2 separate regions of the Homo sapiens genome follow, and region 1 is linked to region 2. A link is an interaction called in ENCODE POLR2A ChIA-PET data of the cell type or tissue named here. Cell type or tissue: Panc1. All regions are shown on one strand. Each heading gives the region's core, and the rest is flanking DNA. Links, peaks and the distances in the headings are about the cores only.

The links. Peaks named below come from ENCODE experiments on the same cell type or tissue, not always from the same donor. Only the 100,000 strongest peaks of a DNase experiment are listed, where the experiment ranks them.
Region 1: POLR2A ChIA-PET joins it to region 2 with 8 read pairs; 7 of 35 experiments call an interaction of 5 or more read pairs at or near these places.

Annotation. Positions count from the first base shown.
Region 1 is chr6:127,421,654-127,428,329 of GRCh38, forward strand. No RefSeq gene overlaps it. Among named protein-coding and RNA genes, the nearest start is that of KIAA0408, 34 kb to the right of the region's middle. In Panc1, for the core only: no CTCF peak of the experiment used is centred there; no DNase peak of the experiment used is centred there; H3K27ac peaks cover 387 bases.
Region 2 is chr6:127,329,661-127,336,336 of GRCh38, forward strand. ECHDC1 (ethylmalonyl-CoA decarboxylase 1) reads right to left here. Exons shown (of 6, transcript NM_001002030.2): 2 at 1,149-1,370. The coding sequence starts at 1,368. All of the region lies in intron 2 of LOC105377994 (a long non-coding RNA gene), which reads left to right. Among named protein-coding and RNA genes, the nearest start is that of ECHDC1, 11 kb to the right of the region's middle. RefSeq lists enhancers at 2,753-3,303, 3,304-3,853. In Panc1, for the core only: no CTCF peak of the experiment used is centred there; no DNase peak of the experiment used is centred there.

The DNA.
Region 1 (6,676 bases), core at 1,511-5,510, 92 kb after region 2:
TTAAGAATATATGTATTTTGAGATAGGATCTCACTTTGTCACCCAGGCTGGAGTGCAGTGGCACAATTACAGCTCACTGTAGCCTTGACCTACCAGGCTCAAGTGATCCTCTCATCTCAGCTTCCTGAGTAGCTGGGACTATATATAGGTGCATGTCCCCATGCCCGGCTAAGTTCAAAAAATTTTTTTTTCTAGATACAGGGTCTCTCTGTGTTGCCCAGGCTGGTCTAAAATTCCTGGGCTCAAGCAATCCTCCCACCTGGGCCTTTCAAAGTACTGGGATTACAGGTGTTATCCACTGTGCTTGACCAAGGAAAATAATATGTATTTCCCTCTTAAAATGAATTCAAGAGTTTTTTGGGTTTTTTTTCGACGGAGTCTCACTCTGTCACCCAGGCTGGAATGCAGTGGCGTGATCTCGACTCACTGCAACCTCCTTCTCCCGGGTTCAAGTGATTCTCCTGCCTCAGCCTCCCGAGCAGCTGGGATTACAGGCACATGCCACTACGCCCGGCTAATTTTTTTTTTTTTTTTTTTTGAGACAGAGTTTTGCTCTTATTGCCCAGGCTGGAGTGTTATGGCGAAATCTCAGCTCACTGCAACCTCTGCCTCCTGGGTTCAAGCGATTCTCCTGCCTCAGCCTCCCAAGTAGCCGGGATTACAGGCATGTGCCAACACATCTGGCTAATTTTGTATTTTTAATAGAGACGGGATTTCTGCATGCTGGTCAGGCTGGTCTTGAACTCCCGACCTCATGTGATCTGCCCGCATCGGCCTCCCAAAGTGCTGGGATTACAGGTGTGAGCCACTGTGCCCGGCCTAATTTTTGGTATTTTTAGTAGAGATGGGGTTTCACCATGTTAGCCAGGATGGTCTCGATCTCCTGACCTCGTGATCCACCTGCCTCAGCCTCCCAAGGTGCTGGGATTACAGGCATGAGCCACCGAGCCTGGCCTAAGATTTAAATAATTATGGAATCTTTGTTAAATAAGCATGAAAATTTTAGAATGTAAATTTCAGAGTTAGAAAAGAAATATTAGGTAAGTGAACATATTTACTGGTCTTGTAAATTATTTTAGGAGGACCTGGGTTACAGGCAGTTGCTTAAGGCACATATGTGAAATAAAACTTAAGGAATAGCCCTCAATGCTTCATGAATCTCCTATCCTTCCCCTTTCCTCTTTGGAATGGGTTGAGTACTTTTATGGTGAAAGTCTTATTCCTTGCTCTTTTCCTTCATATGACAAATTAATATCCTGAGCATAATATTAAAAAAAAGCAAACCAAACCTGTTTATTCTCTGCTCTGGCAGTTTGACATTTCTGTGTAGTACCCTCTGCCAAGTTGAGCTATAAATCCTCTGTGTTGATTTTACTGAGAGCTGTAAGTAAATGATACTTCTATATTTGGGGGATAATTTTATTTTGCTTTAAAATATTGAAATAAACAGAAAATCACCCAACAGACACTATCTTCTATCATTTTTCCTATAGTTTAAGGCATTTTAAAATCAAATGTTATTTTCGAATATGTTCTGCAGAAACACTTGGATTTTCCCCACTTGCCTTTACATACTTTGCTGTGTGTGATCAGGGCTGGGACATTACAAATTCTATTTCCTTGGCTCCTTTGGTACTGGCAGAAGATCAGAAGAATAAAGGAAAAGAGAAGCTTCTGGTTTCTAGCATATACCAGTGGGAAATACTGGTAGTTGTTGTTATGGCATTGGAAGTCAGATGATTTCACACTTTTTTTTTTTTTTTTTTTTTGAGACAGAGTCTTGCTCTCGCCCAGGCTGGAGTGCAATGGCGTGATCTCGGCTCACTGCAAGCTCTCTGTCCCGGGTTCACGCCATTCTCCTGCCTCAGCCTCTCAAGCAGCTGGGACTACAGGCGCCCTCTACCATGCCCAGCTAATTTTTTTGTATTTTTAGTAGAGACGGGGTTTCACCATGTTAGCCAGGATGGTCTCGATCTCCTGACCTCGTGATCCGCCCGCCTCGGCCTCCCAAAGTGCTGGGATTACAAGTGTGAACCACCGCACCCGGCTGATTTCACACTTTCAAATTGAAGCAGAACTTTTCCATGTGAAATGGTTCTTATTCAGTGTTCCAGAATCAGCCAACAGTGCAGCATCAGGTGTGTGTTCCAGGCCAGGATCATTAGCAGTTTCTAATCTCTAGGTATTATTTCCACTTCCTTCTTGCTCCCCTGTCTCCCATCATCATTTTGTTCTTCTAGATATTTTAGTACCTTTGTTTCCAATTTCCTGTTGTAATGTGTTTAAATTCTTAGTGTTTCTCTGTTTTCCTAACTGGACTTTGACTGATAAAAGTACTGATGAAAAGCCACTAGAAATCCTACACTACAAATAGAACATATGTCTTTGACACCAGAAGAAAGAGGCACCTCAAAAATGATGCTCCTTTTCTAAGAACGTATAGCGTTTCACAAAAGAATGAGGAACTACATTCATGTTTCTGAAATGAAAATGGGAGTGGTGTGTCATATTTTAAGCTCAACACAACTTCCTGGAATGTAAATTTTACTTGAAAATTTGTATTTAAAGGACAATATTTATTTCAATCTTGAAATTTTTGGGGCAGATGATTTTACTAGTGAATTCTACCAAAGATTTAAAGAAAAGTTGATAATTTTACTAGTTTAAAATCCTTTACAAACTCTTCAAAAAATAGGAGGGGGGAACACTTCACATCTCATTCTGTGAGGTCAATATTACCCTCATAACAAAGCCAGACAAAGACATCACAAAAAATAAAACTAGAGACAGTACATATATATTCATATATATGTAAAAAATGTCAACAAAACATTATCAAACTGAAGCCATCAACATATACAAAGGATTATACCATAACCAAGTGGGATTTATCACAGGAATGCAACATTGGTTTAATACATGAAATCATTCCATGTAATACACTGTATCAGTAGAATAAAAGACAAAATTAACATGATCACCTCAACAGATGCAAAATAAGATTTTGGTAAAATCCAACCCCCTTTTATGTTTAAAATACTCAACTAACCAGAAATACAAGGAAACATTTTCAAACTGATAAAGATCCATGAAAAACCTACAGTAAACTTCATAACTAATGGTGGAAGACTGAATTCTTCCCCCTAATATTAGGAATAAGACAAGGATATCCACTCTTGCTACTTCTATTCAACTTTGTGCTAGATGTTCTATGTCAATTAGTGCAGAAAATGAAGAAAAGGTACCCAGATTAGATGGAAACTAGTAAAACTCTATTTGCAGATGTCATATTGTCGTATGTAAAAGATCCTAAGGAACCCTGCACAGAAAAATATTAGCACAAATGAGTTAATTCAGCAAGACTGCAGGCGACAAAGTCAATATACAAAATACATTGTAATATGAAATCAAGAAAAATATTCAACTTATAATAGCATCAGCAAATTAAATACTTAGGATTTTTTTTTCTTTTCTTTTCTTTTTTGAGAGCCTCACTCTGTCGCCCAAGCTGGAGTGCAGTGGTGCGATCTTGGCTGACTGCAACCTCTGCCTCCTGGGTTCAAGCGATTCTCGTGCCTCAGCTTCCTCAGTAGCTGAGATTACTGGCACCCACCACCATGCCTAGCTAACTTTTGTGTTTTTAGTAGAGATGGGATTTCACCACGTTGGGCAGGCTGATCTCAAACTCCTGACCTCAAGTGATCTGTCCACCTCAGCCTCCCAAAGTGCTGGGATTACCGGCGTAAGCCACCACACCCAGCCAGATCAATTACATTTTATCAGTGATTCTGGGGATATTGTGTATCCACATCCAAAATCACGTAGTTAGACCTGTACCTCACAGCATATGCAAAATTAACTAAAAATGGATCATAGGCCTAAATGTAAGAGCTAAAACAATGAAATGCTTATAAGAAAGTATAGAAGTTATTCTTTATGACCTTGCTTTAGGAAATGGATTTTTTAAGATATGACATTAAATGTACAAGTGATAAAAGGAAAAAAAAACATCAATTGCACTGCATCATAATTAAAAACTTTTTTTTTTTTTTGAGATGGAGTCTCGCTCTGTCGCCCAGCCTGGAGTACAGTGACCCAATATTGGTTCACTGCAAGCTCCGCCTCCCGGGTGCACGCCATTTTCCTGCCTCATCCTTCTGAGTAGCTGGGACTACAGGTGTCCACCACCATGCCCAGCTAATTTTTTGTATTTTAAGTAGAGATGGGGTTTCACTGTGTTAGCCAGGATGGTCTCGATCTCCTGACCTGGTGATCCGCCCACCTCGGCCTCCCAACATAATTAAAAACTTCTGTGCTTCAAAGGACACAATAAAGAAAATGAAAAGAGAACATACAGAATGAGAGAGAATATTTGCAAATTATATATCTGATATGGGATTTATATCCAGCATATAAAATTTAAAAAGATAGGCTGGGCATGATGGCTCATGCCCATAATCCCAGCACTTTGTTAGGCCGAGGTGGGCGAACATCAGGACAGGAGTTCGAGACCAGCCTGGCCAGCATAGTGAAACCCCGTCTCTACTAAAAATACAAAAAATTAGCCAGGCATGGTGGTGCATGCCTGTAGTCCCAGCTACTCGGGAGGCTGAGGCAGGAGAATTGCTTGAGCCTGGCAGGCAGAGGTTGCAGTGAGGCAGGATAGCACCACTGTACTCCAGCCTGGGTGACAGAGCAAGAACGTGTCTCAAAAAAAAAAAAAAAAAAAAATTAAAAAGACTTAAAGTACTAACATATCAACAATTACTTTAAATGTAAATGATGTAATTACACCAATTAAAAGAGATTGGCACTATGGGTTTAAAAAATGAGCCAAGTTTATGTTGTCTACAACAAACTAACTTCAAATACAACAATGTAAGTAGGTTGAAAGTAAACAGATGGAAAAAGGTATGTACACATTAATTTAAAAAGAGCAGAAGTGGATATATTAATGTGAGATAAACTAGAAGTCAGAGAAAAGAAAGTTACCAAGCACAAAGGGAGATTATATAATGATAAAAGGTCAATACACAAAGGAGACATAGAAACTGACTTCAAAATACATGAAGCAAAAATTGATAGAACCTAATCCAAAATTATATTTGAGGATGTTAACACCACTCTCTCAACAGTTGATAGCAGGACTAGATAGAAGATCATCAAAGATATAGAAGACAGAACTACACAACCAACGAACAGGATCTAATAGAAATATACAGAACACTACACATCGAAAAGGAAAAACACATTCTTTTCAAGTGCTCATGAAACATTCATTGATACAGATTATATCCCAAGAAACTAGAAGAAAAATTAGCAAAATTGGCCCAAAGCAAATTGAAGAAATGAAATAATAAAGAGCAGAGATCACTGGAATTGAAAACAGAAAGTAGAGAAAATCAATGAAACAAAAAGCTGGTTATTTGGAAAGATCAACGAAATGAATAAACTTCTAGCAAGACTGATGAATATTAAAAAGTAGAAGACACAAATTAGCAATATAAAAAACAAAACAAGCAATATCTTTACACATTATGCAGCTGTTAAAATGATATAAAGGAAGCACTATAAACAGCTCTGCATATACAAATACAGCAATTTAGATGAAATGGACCAAATCCTCTGAAAAGTCAAACTACCAAACATCCAACCTGAATGTCATGATCTAATTAACCTAACAATTCCAAAAAAATTGAATCTATAGTCTAAAAATATTTTAAAAAGACATCTCCAGGTTCATATTATTTCACTGGAGAATACTACCAAATATTTAAGTAAGAATTAGTATTAATTCCAATTCTACATAATCTCTTTGAGAAAACAGAAGTGGAGGAAACACTTCCCAACCCCTTTTTTTTTTTTTTTTGAGACAGGGTCTCACTTTGTTGCCCAGGCTGTAGTGCAGTGGCATGATTTGGGCTCACTACACCCTCTGCCTTCTGAGCTCAAGCAATCCTCCCATTTCAGCCTCCCATGTAGCTGGGACTACAGGTGTGCCCCACCATGCCTAGCCAATTTTTGTATTTTTTTGTACACTTGGGGTTTTGCCATGTTGCCCAGGCTGGTCTCAAAGTCCTGGGCTCAAGAGATCCTCCTACCTTAGCCTACCAAGGTGCTGGGATTACAGGCATGAACACTGCTTTCTGCCCCAACTCATTTTATGAGGCCAGTAGTATCCTAATGCCAAAACCACATAGCACAAAGAAGGAAAACAACCAAATGATCATTATCTCTCAACTTCTCAAGAATTTAGACACAATAATCCTCAACTACATACTAGCACACTGAATCTAGTGGTGTGTGTATATATATGATATTATATATAAATGATATTTTATACATATTAATATATATAATTAATATATATGTAAAATGACCAAGTAGGATTTGTTCCAGAAATACAAGGCTGGTTCAATATTAAAAGTTAATAAATATATCTGTAAGATAATAACAAAAGATCCATTTATATCACTATGTGTCCGGAATTGGTTCCTTCCGGTGGGTTCTTGGTCTCGCTGACTTCAAGAATGAAGCTGCAGACTCTCGCGGTGAGTGTTACAGTTCTTAAAGATGGTGTGTCCAGAGTTTGTTCCTTCAGATGTTCAGATGTGTCTGGAGTTTCTTCCTTCCCGTGGGTTTGTGGTCTCGCTTGACTTCAGGAGTGAAGCCGCAG
Region 2 (6,676 bases), core at 1,538-5,537:
TAAAAAGAAAAATACCTCATAATTGTTTATATTAGTGACATATTGAAAAAAATATTTTGGATATACTGAGTTATAAGTGAATTGTTAAACTTAATTTTACCTTTTTTAAATTTTTTTAAACTATGGTTACTAGAATATTTAAAATTGCACATGTGGCTCACCTTTGTTTCTTACATTATGTTTTCATTGGTCAGCACTGGTATAGAGAAATCTCTCTGAATTCTGGTAAGTGGAGAGAAAAGTCATCTTGGGTTTAAAGACTCACCACTGGTAATTTACAAAGGGTTTACAGACTATTGAATTATGTCTATAGTACAACTGTATATAAAGTAGATACATGAAAATTTTGTGAGATTTTCTGAGCCTCAAATTTCAAATGCTACTAAAGATTATAATCATGAAGTGCATAACTGAAAAGGAGAGATTACTAAAATCAACTTGAAAATAGGAGTGGTGAGTATTCAACAAGGCTACTCATTAGCTCCTGCATAACACAGTGGTAGCGTAGTTCAAATTTGAGCTTCAGCAAAAATTACAAAGTACCACATGTCCTGCATCTTCAGTTCTCTTAAATATAAAATTCTTATATGCTAAGAGTGTTGACTAGAAAATAGAAGGCATTCACCAGTATCTAAGAGTTAGGGAAGATTCCACAGCTGGACAAGTGCCGTGTTTCTTCTGTAACCATGGAATTAAAAGGTTAAAAACTAACAATGATTTTATTTCAATTCACAGAAAAAAATTAAGCTAAATAATTCTTTTCATTAACAGGCTTTTCTCTTTAGTTTCAGGAACTCTTTGAAACCTCTTTCTCCTTGTTTCCTAGTAGCATTAGCTGAAAACAAATGAAGTTATTAAACAGTTAATGAATTTCGGTGGAAAATATAATCAAGATTAATTTAGATTTCCTTTTTATCAATATCTGTATTAATGAGTTTTCTGAAAACATTCAAATATCCATAATCATTAAAAGTTACTTAAAGTGTTTCTAGTTCATATTACAGAGTTGTTGTTTTTGTTATTTTTCTCATGTTCTACCAAGAGTACAAGGACTTTAAAACATTCTGTCACCACAGCAAGGATAAAAAAACTTGTGATAACAGTTTAGATTTAGTGTCATTCTTTAGGAATAAAAAGATCCCTAATACCTGAAAAGGCATTCATTCTACTTGGATTGTTCAGAGTAAGAATGCCAATGCCATTGTCTTCCTTCTGAAGGTCAATGGATCCACCAGGAAACTGCTGAAGTGTTTTTTTCACTTCTTCCTCATAAAATCCATGGGATGTACTATAAAGTGACAATCCTGTTTGATGTAGCAATTTTGTCCTTCCAGACAGAGAGGCTGTCTTCAAAAGACTTTTCGCCATTTCTGGAAAACAGAAATAAGTATGCGGTAGTATAGATGAATAGGCACTCACTTTTCTAATATTATGTGTTAATAGGCTGTAGTAATGGACCCTTCTGTTGAGTTGGGAATACTTCCCCATTTCTTTTTTTTTTTTTTTTGAGACAATTTCACCCTGTTGCCCAGGCTGGAGTACAGTGAAGCTCTCAGCTCACTGAAACCTCTGCCTCCCAGCTTCAAACGATTCTCCTATCTCAGCTTCCCAATTACCTGAGACTACAGGCACCCATGACCACGCCTGGCTAATTTTTATATTTTTAGTAGAGGCAGGGTTTCACCATGTTAACCAGGCTGGTCTCGAACTCCTGACCTCAAATGATCCACCCACCTCAGCCTCCCAAAGTGCTGGGATTATAGGCGTGAGCTGTCCCATCTGGCCACTTCCCCATTTCTAAAAGCACTCTTTCAGGAAATGATCAGTATGGAATTCCTTTCATTTTTCCCTCCTTCTCAAACCAAATAATTCACAAAGCATATCATTTCAGTATATATCACTAAGAGACAATGGCATAATTACAGTATATTTACTGTGCTCCAATACAATAGGAAAGCTTAGAAAAAATGCTGCTCTGTATTTTGCACCATCTCCTGCCTCTAGGTAGTCTTTTGCATCACATGCTTCTTCATTCTCCAACTCTTAACTTTTTTAAAATCTAAGAATAAATATAGTCCAAGTGTCCCCTTGGAAACAGCCTCTATGCAGAAATGCTGCAAGAGCAATCCCACTCTCTAACAGAAGTTTTATTCTTAGCATTATTCTTACCTTCTGCAAAGCTTTCAGGCAAAAAGCTGGAAAGGGTCCTAAGAAAAATGGGGAGGGAAATAGGAATGTGTGTGTGGTTTTTCTGTTCCCCAAGGTTCTGTCACTTTTCTCCTCTTAATTTTTACCTCCTGAGTAATCTCATCTCTGCCCATAAGCTTTTCTTGCCCTATGTAAACATCCTTGTTGATATAAGATTATATGCAAAAAAGTATATAAAATATAAGTTACAGTTCAATGAATTTTCACAAGGTGAATACATTCTAGTAAATGGAACCCAAATCAAGAAACAGAACATAACCTGAAGCTCACAAGATCCTCTGTGTCACCTTTCAGTCAAAACCCTTCAAGTAAAAGTAACTTCTTGACTTCTAATACACGAGATTACTTTTGAACTTTATATAAATACTATATATTGTGTGTCTGGTTTCAATTTTATTAGCATCCATTAGTGTTATGTGTAATCAGAGTCTAAATAGTCCATTATTCTCATGGCTGTATTCTATTTGTGAACCCAAAATATCTGAGACAGGTCTCAACCAATTCAGAATATTTATTTTGCCAAGGTTAGGAATGCACTCAAGACACAGACTCAGGAGGTTCTGACCACATGTGCCCAAGGTGGTCGGGGTATGACTTGACTTTTACACATTTTGGGGAGACATGGGACATCAATCAATATGTGTAAGATGTTCACTGGTCTGACTGAGGTAAGGCAGGACAACTCTAAACTTCTGTGGGGGAGGGTGGTGGGGAGGCAGGAGGTGGATGTAGGGGAGTTCTTCCGGGTCACAGGTAGATAATAGACAAAAGGTTGCATTCTTTTGAGTACCTCATCAGCCTTCTACTGAATACACAATTTAGTCTGGCTCAGTGAATCTGCATTTTTACATAAACAATAGGGCAGAGGAAGTAATCAGATGTGCATTTGTCTGAAGTTAGCAGAGGGATGACTTGCTTTTTGGGGGCAGGGGAGGGGTGTTTGAGACAGTCTCTCCTTTGTTGCCCAGGCTGTAATGCAGTGGGCACTATCTCCACTCACTGAAACCTCAGCCTCCCAGGTTGAAGTGATTCTCGTGCCTAAGCCTCCCGAGTAGCTGGGACTATAGGTATATGCCAACATGCCAAGCTAATTTTTCTATTTTTAGTAAAGACAGAGTTTCGCCATTTTGGACAGGCTGATCTCAAGTTCCTGGCCTCAAGTGATCCACCCACCTTGGCTTCCCAAAGTGCTGGGATTACAGGTGTGAGCCACCACGCCCAGCCCAGAGGGATGGCTTTCTGTCCAGCACCTATGAACATAAGCTATCGGTTTAAATGTCAGAGTGAAATTCAACAGAAGTTAGTTTTAGGGTAAAGATCTTAAGGATCACAAGGAATTTCCTTATGGACAAACTGGGAAGGAGGTATGTAGCTCTTTTATCTTTTCAGCCATCTTATTTAGGAATAATATAGGAGTTAGGTTTACCTGATGTAGTTCCCAGCTTGACTTTTCCCTTGGCTTAGTGATTTTGGGGTCCTGAGATCTATTTTCCTTTCACATATTATATAAATATACCACAATTTATCTATTCTAATCTTAATAGACATTTGGATTATTTCTAGCTTTTGGCATGACTATAGAGTAGTTATGAACATTTTAGCATGTGTCTTTTGATCAATACATACCCATGTCTGATGGGTATGTATCTAGGAATGAAATTGTTGGGTTGGTGTGCTGCGGCCCAGTCTACACTGATGATTAAACATTTATTTTGCAAGTTGGTTCTTTAAACTATCAGTAGCTTGAAATTGACCATGGTGGGACTACATGACATATCAATCATACTCTCTTTCTCTTACACACACACACACACACACACACACACACACACACACACACACACACAGTTTACCAGTATACCACCAGTTATAATGTATGCATTTGCTCAACCTTAGAATATACTGTCAGTTTTTTAAAATAGCTGTACAAATGTATATTCCCACAGGCAGTGAAAGCTCCAGTTGCTCCACAAGTATCACTTCTTCTTTGTTTTTTCTATTTTAGGCATTCTAGTGGATGGTATCTTACTGTGGTTTCATTTTGTGTTTCTATAATGTCTAACGAAGATAAACCCCATTTTCTTATGCTTATTGGTCATTTGCATATCATCTTTTGTGAAGTTCCTGTGCAAGCTTTTTGCCCATTATTTCTATTTATTTGCCTTTTTATTAATTTGTTAGAGATCTTTTATTCTTCTGCTCACAACTTTCCTAAAACCTACAAGACATGAATCTCACATTTCTATCTCTAATTCAGACCTTATGCCTGTACTCCTTAGTATTGCCTAACAGAAATGCAATCCCTTACCCCTCATTTCTAGATTTATCATAGGCTTCTCAAAATCATTATTTAATCCTGAACTCATACTTCACGTAAAACCCATTACTCCTTCTTTCCCTGAACTATTCATTGTATCATCAACCCTGTAATCTATGCCAGAAAACCTCTAAATCAACCCAGTCTCCTTCTCCACCACTATTTGGAGGTCCGTATGCAATGGCCCTCCAAAATGGTTACTTCCTTCTGATCTTTCCCTCTCCTATTACTAATACAGTTCAAACTTCATTACATATAATCTGAATTAATACAACAGTCACCAGTTAGTAGCATACTGTTCTTTAGAGTAATGTGGATATGATTATAATCCAATCAGGACATTTCAAATTTAAGGTTTCTCAGTAGCTGTCTACCAAAAGGATCAAGTCCAAAGCTTTTTTTAAATTCTTACCTAAATCCTGAATCTCTTCTCGTCTGATATCTCTACACAATCAATACAGAACACCAAATAACCAGAGTCCCACAAATTTACCATGCTATTTTATATTATTGCTTCTCCCCTATATTGTTCTTTCCTCCCTCATTAACCTGGTAAATCCCCAATCATTTTTAAAAACTGAATTTCTATATTTCCACCTAAAAGTGATTCCCCAAGTAAAGATAATCACTCCCTTTATTTATCCCAGCTCAGTATACTGCAATAATGTTCCATTTTAACACATTCCTCAAATCATTTCAATTTTTCATTTGTTTTTCTCAGTTGGAAGGATGCTTCCTGAGAGTATTCTGAGGTACATACTTTGTGTCACTAGTGGCTACAGTACTTAATACATAAAAGGTACTTACTTAATAGTTAATGAGGGAGAATGTAGGCAAGTAAAAAAAATAACTCATCACGCAGCCAAAAGGAATGCCACAAACTTGTTTTATAGCTTTAAAAATATATCTAATATGTGAGTTATAAAATGGTATCAGAAACTGACAGAGAACATATAAAGGTTACAATACAATATCTGGTTTCCACTTTAAGTCACATGGCCTTCAAGTGACATTTTTACCAAAGTGTTTCCAATGAATACTTACCTGAACACACAGTGGGATGTAATCCCCTCAAACACATATATTTCAAAAACTTGAGAACAGTATTTCAAAACTTTACCAACTAAGGTGGCTTATAACTACAATATTGAAGATACCAAGACCTTTCTTAAATCTCCTCAAGGAGACTGAAGTGTAACTCAGATAAATTGTGACCTAATGCATTATATTTTAGAGTGTGACAAAAAAAGTAGCGGGGTGCTTGTCATCTTAAAAAATGGTATCTAAGAATAAAAACTTGATGTTATTTTTCCAAGAAAAAAAAGATGTTCTAACTTGCCATCATAAATCTTTGATAGGACCTGCTTTTAACTGTCATAACTTTATTCTTTCCCTTAATTTCAAATCTGTTATCGTCTTTCTTTGTATCCTCCCTCCCTCCCACCAAAAAAGTCACCAGTTGCCAGCAGCTATGGTTACCGAATAAAGAATAATGAAAGCACTGGGTGACCTACTTAATGAATTGTGATTAATAAGGTTTGGGTCAATGTGATATACAAAACTAATAAGCAACTAATAAGGAAAGTGGTCAAATGTTACAAGTTGCAAAATATCTAAATATTTAGTATTTTCAATACTTTAATGTCTTCATCTATTGGCAATTCCATACTCCTTTTCCAAAACTCATACAGTATAACTTATGAGACATCCTTCCATCCCATCACCTGTTCTGTCAAATTAGAAAATGATACGGTATTAACTGATTCTATGGTATTAACAGATTTTAAGGTATCTAAGGCCTCCTGAAGAACTAGAAAGCTAGAGGGAACAATGATCAAACATGATTTTGCAACATTCTAGGATATTTTCAGTTAATTCAAGGTACCCTGCAAGATTTTTAAAATAAACTTCAAAATAAAAGAATCTAATTAGAACATGGAAATGTTTAGTGACACAATAAAGGCAGAATGAAAGTTTATATCACAGATGTTCTCACCACCTAATTTAGTGCAATAATAGGTACTTTACCAGTACTACATAAAATTACCGGGCATGTAGAAGAATGAGAGGATACTGTGAAACTAAATAAAATTTTTAAATGCCAAAAATTACTGCCATATACTTAAATAATAGATTATTTAATTTTAAACA